Regions from separate parts of the Homo sapiens genome. Here region 1 is linked to region 2. Evidence: chromatin loops called from intact Hi-C (ENCODE). Cell type or tissue: psoas muscle. All regions are shown on one strand. Links, peaks and the distances in the headings refer to the core of each region. The heading gives the core; the rest is flanking DNA. Region 1 holds the start of CTSE (cathepsin E). Region 2 holds the start of LOC105372857 (a long non-coding RNA gene).

Region 1 (5,378 bases), core at 51-5,050, 50 kb after region 2:
CTTTAAAGAGGTATTAAGGGTAAACGCAGTCATTAGGGTGGGCCCTACTCCAATATGACTAGCGTCCTTATAAGAAGAGGAAATGTGGATGTGGACACAGCCACACGCTGAGGGAAGACCCATGTGAAGACACAGAGAGAAGGCAGCCATCTGCAAGCCAAGGAGAGAGGCCTCCGAAGCAACCAAGTCTGCCAACACCTTGATCTTGGACTTCCAGCCTCCAGAATAGTGAGAAAATAAATTTCTGTTGTTTAAGCCCCCTGTACTTTGTCATGGCCGCTTTAGTAGACTCATGCGGGCACTTGCTGTAGACGCTGACCCCCTTGACCCTCCCTCGCTGCCCCTGCATTCTCCTCCACACACCCCTGAGCCCCAGCCCCAGATTCATCAAGTCCTTAGAGTCAGGAGAGTGGGCTCCATAAATCTGCAGCTACATTTTCCCATTTCAGGGCCTTTGAGGAGTGCTGGTTTGTGCTTCAAAGTGGGCCAGGGAAGGATAAACTGCCTTTGGAGCATTTGAGAGATTGAGGAGAGAACAGGAATCACCCAGAAAACAGACTGACGAATATTTTGAGTTAGAATCCTGCCACCCATGACAAGTCAGCTCCCACCCCTCCAGAGTCTCCAGCTAGAGCACTTGCAGTAAGAGTTCAGTGGGCCTTTCCAGGCAGCCAGGCATGTGCTGCCCTCCGGATTCATTAACAGGGTTTCTTGGGGTCAGAGGAGGTGCCAAAGCCCTGAGAGAAGCCAAGCCCCAGAGGACTCCCAAGTTCTCCCCGCAGACTCATATTCCTCTTGTAGGTGGGAAAGGGACGGAGAGGTGCAGGGGGAACGCCCTGTTCCACATGCCGTATTTACTCTGGGCATGGCTAATGACTCCAGGGCCTTATCATTCGGCCCTCAGACTGGGCTGGGCAGGTCTGAGAGTTAGGGAAAGTCCGTTCCCACTGCCCTCGGGGAGAGAAGAAAGGAGGGGGCAAGGGAGAAGCTGCTGGTCGGACTCACAATGAAAACGCTCCTTCTTTTGCTGCTGGTGCTCCTGGAGCTGGGAGAGGCCCAAGGATCCCTTCACAGGTGAGAAGACGTCCCCGCACTGTGTTCAGCTGGGTAGTCCCATGCCCTGCAACTCAGGGCTGCTCTGGGGTAGGAAAGCTGATGGGGAGGTGAAGAGGAGGAGAAGCTGAGGGCTTGCGTCAATGCATGGAAGAGACTCATCCAGTGACCGCCTGTGTATGGCCTTAATCTCCAGTCCTCAACAAGTCATCCTCCTGCCTCCACCTCCACGGAGGTGCCTTCCCAAGTCCCAGGGGTCTTCTTGTGTTGCAAAAGAGCAGGAACCTGCAGTTGTGGTTTGTAGCTCAAAGCGCCCCAGGACTTCCCCAGGGGACTGACCATCACTGTCCCCAAGAGTTTTTCTGTCCCTTTAAATCAGCCCTTCGTGATGTTCATGTAAAACTGTAGACCGCCCCACATCTCCCATTTTCCTAGATCTCAAAGACCTCAGCTCCAGGAGGGGAGCCATTTCCACTCTAAGATTCTAAGACTCTATAGGGCAGAGATGAGGCCGGGCAGGCTGAGTGGCAGAGAGGACGCTGATCCCACCTGTATCCTGCGTGCTGTCTTGCAGATCCCCCCCTCCCACCCCATCTTCTCTAGTTGGCCCCTGAGAAAATGGGACGAGAATGGGGGGAAGAGGGAGGCAGAAGTACATCTCCTGCTTACATGGGGGTTTGTCTCCAGGGTGCCCCTCAGGAGGCATCCGTCCCTCAAGAAGAAGCTGCGGGCACGGAGCCAGCTCTCTGAGTTCTGGAAATCCCATAATTTGGACATGATCCAGTTCACCGAGTCCTGCTCAATGGACCAGAGTGCCAAGGAACCCCTCATCAACTACTTGGATGTGAGGCCTCCTGGGGTCAGGGCTGGGGAGAGGTGGGAGCGGGAGGAAGGCCCAGCATTAGGGCATGGCCAGTGCCACATCAGTAGCACCGAAGGCCATTGTGGATTTCTTCACTTGGATGATGATCCATGGGGACTGATTCCCTGGGTCCCCATGGAGTTGGCTAAGCAGGCCCCCATGTACCCAAATGTCAGAGTTCTCTGCAGAAGGAAAGGGCTGGGAGTGAAAGCATCATCCCACACTGAAGGCCCCTGCTTCTGCTCTCAGCTGGGCAGCTTACTGGCTGTGTACCCTTAGGCAAGTTACTTAACCTCTCCCAGCCCCAGTTCCCTGGTCTGTAAAACAGATGGTTCTTCCTCCACTGCCTCTCCTACAATGTATTTATAAGAATCAGGTTAGTGCAAGTAAAATCAAATGAAGTAGCCAGAGGCTTGGTTTGATTTCCTCCTTCATGGCCATTTCTCTGCTCCTTTTACCTTTTATTTTCCAGCGTTGCCACTTCCTAGGCTCTGTAAACTCCAGTCTGTATTACCCCAGGCTCTGGCCCCTGGGAGCTTTCCCCTGGCTTCCTGGTGAGCACCCTTGTCCCTCCCCACCACCCACACCCTCTTTCCTTCTCACTCTTCCTTGCAGATGGAATACTTCGGCACTATCTCCATTGGCTCCCCACCACAGAACTTCACTGTCATCTTCGACACTGGCTCCTCCAACCTCTGGGTCCCCTCTGTGTACTGCACTAGCCCAGCCTGCAGTAAGTGGGGCCAGGAGCACCAGCAGAGAATGTCTGGGGGCTAGTCCTGGGAGGCCAAGCCTGGTACTCTGGGGAAGGGGGGCTTAGGTTCCAGAAACTGGCCATCCCTGCCACACCAGCTTCCACTCTCCATCTTTGAGTCAGCCGTGGAACTGCTTATAGCAGAGATAGAGCAAAGCCAAGGAAGAACTAAAATGTGGCTGCTGTCCAAGAGAGTAACTTTCATACTGATCAGAATTAATAGAAAGAAAGCCATTGAAAAGAGAAATCTTTGACATAATGACTCACTTCCTTTGGAACACCCAAAGGAATGTAGGGGAAGTTTAATTTAATTGGTTATTTCTGAGCAGGGAGGTGAGTCGGGTTCTAGTGTAGATAGTCTGCTTGTTTCAAGGAGGCTTGGTAGCCTTATCTCCTGGTGCACACAGGTGGGGCTGGTGGGGCACAATGGCATGGGTGGGTCCATTTGTCCAGAGGTAACTCAGAAGTTTCAGTGAGGATTGGAAAAGAAGAGCTACAGAAAGATGTCTTGTTCGATACAGGACAAGTCCCAGAGACAGAATGTCTCTGGAAACCCCAAGGCTAGAGATGTCCATCGGTTGGGAGAAAAGTTGGGAGTAATTTCCTGGGGCAATTGTTTATCCCTGAGTTTCTTTTGAAGCCAACCTCTGACCCACAATGGGTGGCAGGGACTGTGGCTGGCGCCTGATAAATGACACTTATCTTGGTGTGCCTCATGAGGTCATTGTGGACAATCAGGTTTGCTCAGGGATAGCTATTTGGTCCCCAGTTAGGCCACATCTGTAGCTAGAGGGAAATGTAGTTGTTCATTAGGGAGGGGCATCACCAGGCTTCTAGGGGCCCCCACTCAGTGTTGAGAGCTGAGGGAAGAGACCCTGCCGCTGTGGGGCTGGGTGGCATTAGGGCAGGGATGCAGCCAGTGAGCCGATGGCATAAGCAAGAGCAGTGCACTTCTTTCCAGAGACGCACAGCAGGTTCCAGCCTTCCCAGTCCAGCACATACAGCCAGCCAGGTCAATCTTTCTCCATTCAGTATGGAACCGGGAGCTTGTCCGGGATCATTGGAGCCGACCAAGTCTCTGTGAGTGCAAGTCCTTCATTTTTTCTCTCTTGGACAGAAACTTGGGAGACTTATTCAGAGGTCTTACATTTCAAATCTGCCTCAGGAATGGGTGGAAACAGGGGTTAGCACTAACTTCTAGGAGAAAGGGCAAGCAACACTCCCCACCTGAGATGGTGGCAGTGGGTCAGTCTCCACAGCACGCTGGGCCCTGGGGGAGAGCAGCACAGGGGGACTCTGGCAGGAAGCAGTGCCCAGTGCACAAAGCCTGGTGGCAGGGTGCACAGCTGGATCTCCAGTCTCTAGGGCATTGAGGAGATAAAACCACGTCTCCGTCTTGAAGGATAAAGAAGTCCACACCAGGGGGAGAGATTTGGACTCAGTAACATAAGGGGGCAAGGTCTGAAATGGGAGTCCAATCACAGAGGCAAGGCAGAAGCCCAGTTGTCCAAAGGCCAAGGTCCAAACTGAACTCAGTGCTGAGCTCATGAGCTGTTCCTCAAACTCCCTCTGACCTCTGACCCTCTGACTCCCTCTGAAGTCCTATGGGTCCTAGAACTATGGGAATCAGACAAATGTGGGGACAGAGAGCCAGGTACTTTTTCAGGCTTATAGACAGCAATATATGCCTGGGCCTTGGGAGAAAGAGAGGTTGACCTACTCCTGGTGAACGTTGGTCCCTGGGGTATTCCCGAGGCCAGCAGGGCACAGCCTTCATCAACATCCCTTAGAGTGGGTGGAGTAGGACATATTATCAACTGAAAGAATGCCAGAAGCAGAAAAACACCATCTATGTAAAAATATCATACAGATAAAACAATGTACTGTATTTTCTATTGGAACTATGTATGCGTGTGTATACACACATTACATATATAATATATAATATATAATATCCATATATGAATATATGTAATATACAGTATATTTGTATATATAATATATATCCATCTGTATATATTATATAGATACAATATGTAACATATTAAAGTATATAATAATTGCATAATTATATCATATAATACATGTTATATATTATATAATTAATATAATATGTAATACATTACATTAATATATGTTATATAATATATAATATATTATAGAATATAATTGATATAATGTATTATATTAATAATATAGTATGTGTTATATAATATATTAATATGTTGTATGTAATAATATATTACATAATATATTATGTTAATCTATTATATAATAGATTAACCTATTATATAATAGATTAACATAATATATTACATAATATGTTAATCTATTATATAATAGATTAACACAATATATATGTAATGTGTATATATTATGTTATATATAAGATTCTATATATATTATGACATATACATATATATTATATATCTAATTACATATAATATATATATAAAAGTTAAAATGACTATTTTGAAGGCTACATCCCTAACTGATCATCACAGTAACCTCTGAGATGCAGGGAAGGGACTGAAATTAGCATAGAAAGGGGAATTCAAGCCTATAGCTTGTCACGTATCTGTTGGCTCACCTGGCTGGTGTAGGGCAGCAGCCAAGCCCACAGCAATGTCAGCTGCATTGCTCCTTCCCTCAGTTTTTCTGGCTCCAGGACCAGGTGTGCACTTACCTCTAACAAATCATCAGCTTTTG
Region 2 (5,378 bases), core at 83-5,082:
CTTGATGTTCCGTGCTATAGATAAACATGAATGCTTCCTCTTTTTCTTATCACTGTTACCCATAGAGATATTTGGCAGGCCTTCTGGACATTTTCAACAATATATTTACACCACAGGCAGAGAATGAGCAAAAAAACACAGTGAGTAATGCACACAGTTTTGGCCCCCTGTGGGGCATTGTGGGAATGGGCCATTAACACGTCTGGCCCTGTTATTACCCTTTGTGGGTGTGCCTGGGTGAAGGGAACCTGGGCACGTGCAGAAAAAATACATCACCTATGAGGGGGCTGGGAGGGTCTTTTTCCCTTTGGGAATGTTGAATAAACTGTGTGCTCTGTGCCTACATTTTGACTGAGACCTGTCACATGAGGTCGAATTAGAAGTTTTCTGCCTGTGGCATCATGTCAGCACCCAAAAAGTTCCAGCTTTTGGAGCATTTCAGATTTCAGATTTTCAGAGTAGGGGTACCGAACCTGTAATAATATAAAGGAAATGGGGGATGACTCCTGAGTGCAGGGTTTCCTTTAGGGGTGATGAAAATGGCCTGAAATTGATGGTGGCGCACAACAGTGGGTGGTTGCATAACTCTGTGAATATACTAAAAACCACGGAACTGTGCACTTTTAATTGGTGAAATGTGTGGTATGTGAATTCTATCTCATAAGGCTAATATTAAAAAGAATCATATAAAACATTTGCTTTGCTATGATGGCCAGTATGCCATCCCTCCAAGTAGCTCTGACATTCATTCATTTATTCATCCATTCATTCATTCTACAGATATTTCTTGATAGTCCACTATATATGTGGCTCTGTGCTAAGCACTGGGATACAGAGTTGAAGAAGATAGACATTGTCCCCATCCTCATGCTATTGGGAACATAGACTTTAGATAAAAAATTGCACTGAGGTGTGATGAATTTTTTATTATGGAAAGTTAAAAGGAGACAAGGAACATACAGCAGAGGGTCCTATCACAGTCTTTGGTCAGAGAAGGTCCCAACTCTGATCTAGGGAGTGGAGGGAGGATTCTGGGCAGAGGAAAGAGCAGAAAGTCCCATGAGAGAGAAAGTGCCCAGTGCATTTGAAAAACTGAGAGCCAGCCAAGATAGAGGGGAGCGGGTACGAGGCAGTGAGGAGTGATGAGGCTGCAAAGGTGGGAATGGGCCGGATTACGGAGGCCCTTGTTTGCTGTGTTAAGGAGTCTGGATTTAACCGACAGATAGTGCTAGCCCATTGAAGGCTAGTTGGTCAGTCAAAAGGAGGCAAGATTAAGTTCTTTTTAGAGGAACCCTCTGGTTGCAATGTGGAGAATAGACTGGAGGAGATAAAGAGGCCATTAAACGGATGTTTTAAATATGTAGGAGGTAGAAATGATAGGATTTGGTGATTGAACTACTTTGAATGGAGGTGGGAAGGAGAGAATTCCAGGGTGACTCACAGATTTCCAGCTTGGGCAAGTGGGTTGGTTGCGCGAGACAGGGAGTCATGGAGGAACAGCGGGATACTTTCGTTTCAGATGTGTTGAGTTTGAGAACACGGGGCCCAGTATGCATAGTGACAAAAACTCAGACTCCGAAGCCCAACAGGCCCTTCCACCTTATTGCTGTGTGATCTTGGAGAAGTTACCTAAGCTGTCTGTGACTCCACTTCTTAGAGATGATAATAATAATAATACTAGCTTTCTCAAGTGCAGTAATGAGAGTTATGAGTTAATATATGTGAAATACTTACAATGTGTCTGGCACACTTAAAGACTATACAAGTGTTTATCATCATCATCATGATTGTTGCTATGATATGCCCAAAAGATGAGTCCAGGAAACAGATGTATGCACCTGTCTGCTGCTGGCAATGTAGATTTTAGTGGCATCAGCAAGCAAATGGCACCTGAAGCCTTGGGAGTAGAGTGAGAGGGCAAAGGGCCAGGACAGAGCCCTGAGGTGCTCCCACATCAGAGACAGGTAGAGCCTGCCAAGGAGATCCCAAAGGCCTGGTAAAGACACAGGAGGAGCCAGGCATGGTGGCTTATGCCTGTAATCTCAGCACTTTGGGAGGCCAAGGTAGGTGGATTGCTTGAATCCAGGAGTTTGTGACCAGCCTGGGGAATATGGCGAAACCCTGTCTCTACCAAAAATACAAAACTTAGCTGCCCATGGTAGTGCACGCTTATAGTCCCAGCTACTTGGGGGGTTGAGGCGGGGTGAGGGGGATTGCTTGAGTCCAGAAGGTTAAGGTTGCCGTGAGCTGTGATCACACCACTGCACTCCAGCCTAGGTGACAGAGCGAGACCCTGTCTCAAAAAAAAAAAAAAAAAAAAGACACAGGAGGAATGTGGTGGGTGTATACAGATGCTGAGCCATGAGGAGCAGTCATAAATGTTAGGGCTTCTGGCTGTCACCCTGCTTTCTTTGGGCAGTAAAGACCACCTCCAGTTGTGGTGTTTCAGGGGACATGCTGGAATTCAGTAAATTGAGTTTTTAATATCTATGCCCAGAAACATATTTTCAGAGTACATTACGGGAATATGGTATTTTTACAAAGCCTAAAACACATCCTCTTTTTTTTCTTTTTGAGATGGAGTCTTGCTGTGTTGCCCAGGCTGGAGTGCAGTGGCACGATCTCGGCTCACTGCAACCTCCGCCTCCCAGGTTGAAGCTATTCTCCTGCCTCAGCCTCCCGAGTAGCTAGGATTACAGGCTCTTACCACTATGCCTGGCTAATTTTTTTGTATTTTTAGTAGAGACAGGGTTTCACCGTGTTAGCCAGGATGGTCTCGAACTCTTGACGTTGTGATCCACCCACCTCGGCCTCCCAAAGTGCTGGGATTATAGGCGTGAACAACCGCGCCCGGCCCATTCTCTTATAAAAACAAGAATCCTCTTGGAATAAGGGCCATGTTTCTATGTTCATCAGTTTTGTATGTTTGGACCTTTGTACATTGAATGTGTCCTTTCTTCCTTCTGGGCTAGATTTTCTTCCACTGTTTTGTGCCAGTTTTAAATTCCTACCTAGATCATCAGCTCCTTAAGGAAATGAAAAATTAGGGGCGGCATGAAAGACTTATTTGTTGCGTTCCTGTTTATGAAGATCTGTTGCTAAATGGTACCTGAGACAGGTTCTAAAAAAAAGGGTTTTAACTCATATGGCTTCTTCCATCTAATGATGGCAAAATACGCCTACTGATTTAGTCCATTCAACTGACCAATGGGAAATAATCCTTTATAACATAATCAGTTACAATCAGTTGTTAATTTTTTACACTTTCTTTTTCTTTTTTTTTTTTTTTTGAGTTGTTGGACAGGGGGCGTCTCACTTTGTTACCGAGGCTAGAGTGCAGTGGCATGATCATAGCTCACTGCAGTCTCAGCCTCCTGGGCTCAAGGGATCCTCCTGCCTCAGCTTCCCTAGTAGCTAGGACCACAGGCATTCACCACCAGGCCTGGCTACTTTTTATTATTTTTTTGTAGAGATGTGGTCTCGCCATGTTGCCCAGACTGGTCTTGAACTCCTGGCCTTAAGTGATCCTCTCACCTTGCCCTCCCAAAGCGCTGGGATGACAAATGTGAGTCACTGCTCAATGCCTTTTTTTTTTTTTTTTTTGCATTTTCAACAGCATCTTATAGTTTACAGAATATTATCATATAATATCATCAGTATGATGGTTAATATTGGGTGTCAATTTGATTGGATTGAAGGACGCAAAGTATTGTTCCTGGGTATGTCTGTGAGGATGTTGCCAAAGGAGATTAACATTTGAGTCAGTGGACTGGGAGAAGCAGACCCACCCACAATCCGGGTGGACCCATCTAATCTGCTGCCAGCGTGGCTAGAATAAAAGCTGGCAGAGGAATCATGAAGGGCTAGACTGGCCTGAGTCTTCCGGCCTTCATCTTTCTCTCGTGCTGGATTCTTCCTGCCCTTGAACATTAGACTCCAAGTTCTTCAGCTTTTGGACTCTTGGACTTATACCAGTAGGGCGCCAGGGGCTCTCAGACCTTCAACCACAGACTGAAGGCTGCACTGTTGGCTTCCCTACTTATGAGGTTTTGGGACTCCGGCTGGCTTCCTTGTTCCTCATCTTACAGATGGCCTATTGTGAGACTTCACCTTGTGATCGTGTGAGTCAATACTCCTTAATAAATTCCCCTTTATATATACGTATATCTTATTAGTTCTGTCCTTCTAGAGAACCCTAATAAAATCAGCCAATACCTATCAATCAATATCATTATTATTTCAATTTTACAGGTGAGAAAGCCTGGACTTATAGAAATTAGTTACCTTGCCAAGTGTTGTACACAGTAAGTGAAGGGCCAAGACTGACGGCTGATAGGACAGGGGTGACCAGTGGTGGGGAGGGTAGTGGGAGCAGTCCATCCTGGAATCTGGCATTCAAGGGGCGCATTGTCTGTGGAGGATTTAAAAATAATAAAACCAACTAAAGGCAGTCTGCTTTTTATGGTCACCAGGCGCCAGCAATTCTAAATTTCAGTGATAAAATATTCCTCCTCACTGGACACGAGAAGCTGGCTTCTCCTATTCCCCAGTACAGTAGAAACATTAAGAGAGCAAGTGAGCCTCATTTCCAGACACATGGGAGATTTCTCTCAGGACTGTGCAAAGCATTTCATGTTCCAAGACCCTGCCTTTGTTAAAACATAGATGCATTTTTTTTTCTTTGGGGATGTTCAGAGCCTTCCAGAATTATGCTTTCCCAGGAGAGATAACAACAGTCACATAGCCAAACGTCTAGCAGTGCTTCTGCCTACCGAACAGAATTTCCTGAGAATCTTCTGGAAAAGCAGTGCCCAGTCACTCATTCTGCAAAATGCACTCAGCAGCTCCTCTGAGAGAAGCCGTGGATATAGGGGGATGGCAGGAGAGAAAGGCAGCTCTCCCTGCCAGGCGGGTGAGGGGCAGGACTATAGACCCTTCTACTGAGGGCGAGCTGGTAGAATTTCTCTCAATGCTCAAGACCGAGGAGTTTATCATTCCCTTGACCCCTGGGCTTTAGCTAGAAATGTCCAGAACTCCCCCATCCTAACTGAGAAGGGCAGTTGCTTGCCCCAAACCCACAAAGACTAATTCTTTTTTTTTTTTTAATAGTAAATGCTATTTTTTTCTGTTGGATTTTATAGTATTGCTAAAAAGTAACGGTGAATTTATACATATATGTGGTTATCTTCATATGTAAACAATAGCATATATTTGATGTTGAAATAATCTTTTTATTTGTCCGTCCTCTAAGCTCCCAAGGAAATTGAAAATACCCGAATACTGGGTTAATCCAAGTTTTTACTATTCATGTAATTTTTAAAAATAGGTAAAAGCTAGTTTTATACCAGCCCTCGAAAGTTGTAGAGCAGCTGTATCTG

What was found. Peaks named below come from ENCODE experiments on the same cell type or tissue, not always from the same donor. Only the 100,000 strongest peaks of a DNase experiment are listed, where the experiment ranks them.
Region 1: it touches region 2 in a loop (5-fold over the local background); 4 of 110 quality-filtered maps call a loop at or near these places.

The regions. Positions count from the first base shown.
Region 1 is chr1:206,019,420-206,024,797 of GRCh38, reverse strand. It overlaps CTSE (cathepsin E), which reads left to right and starts at 903. Exons shown (of 9, transcript NM_001910.4): 1 at 903-1,074; 2 at 1,741-1,897; 3 at 2,531-2,648; 4 at 3,631-3,749. The coding sequence starts at 1,007. In psoas muscle, for the core only: no CTCF peak of the experiment used is centred there; no DNase peak of the experiment used is centred there.
Region 2 is chr1:206,069,772-206,075,149 of GRCh38, reverse strand. The region is part of intron 1 of RHEX (regulator of hemoglobinization and erythroid cell expansion); the gene reads right to left. It overlaps LOC105372857 (a long non-coding RNA gene), which reads left to right and starts at 2,796. Exons shown (of 3, transcript XR_922473.3): 1 at 2,796-2,836. In psoas muscle, for the core only: no CTCF peak of the experiment used is centred there; no DNase peak of the experiment used is centred there.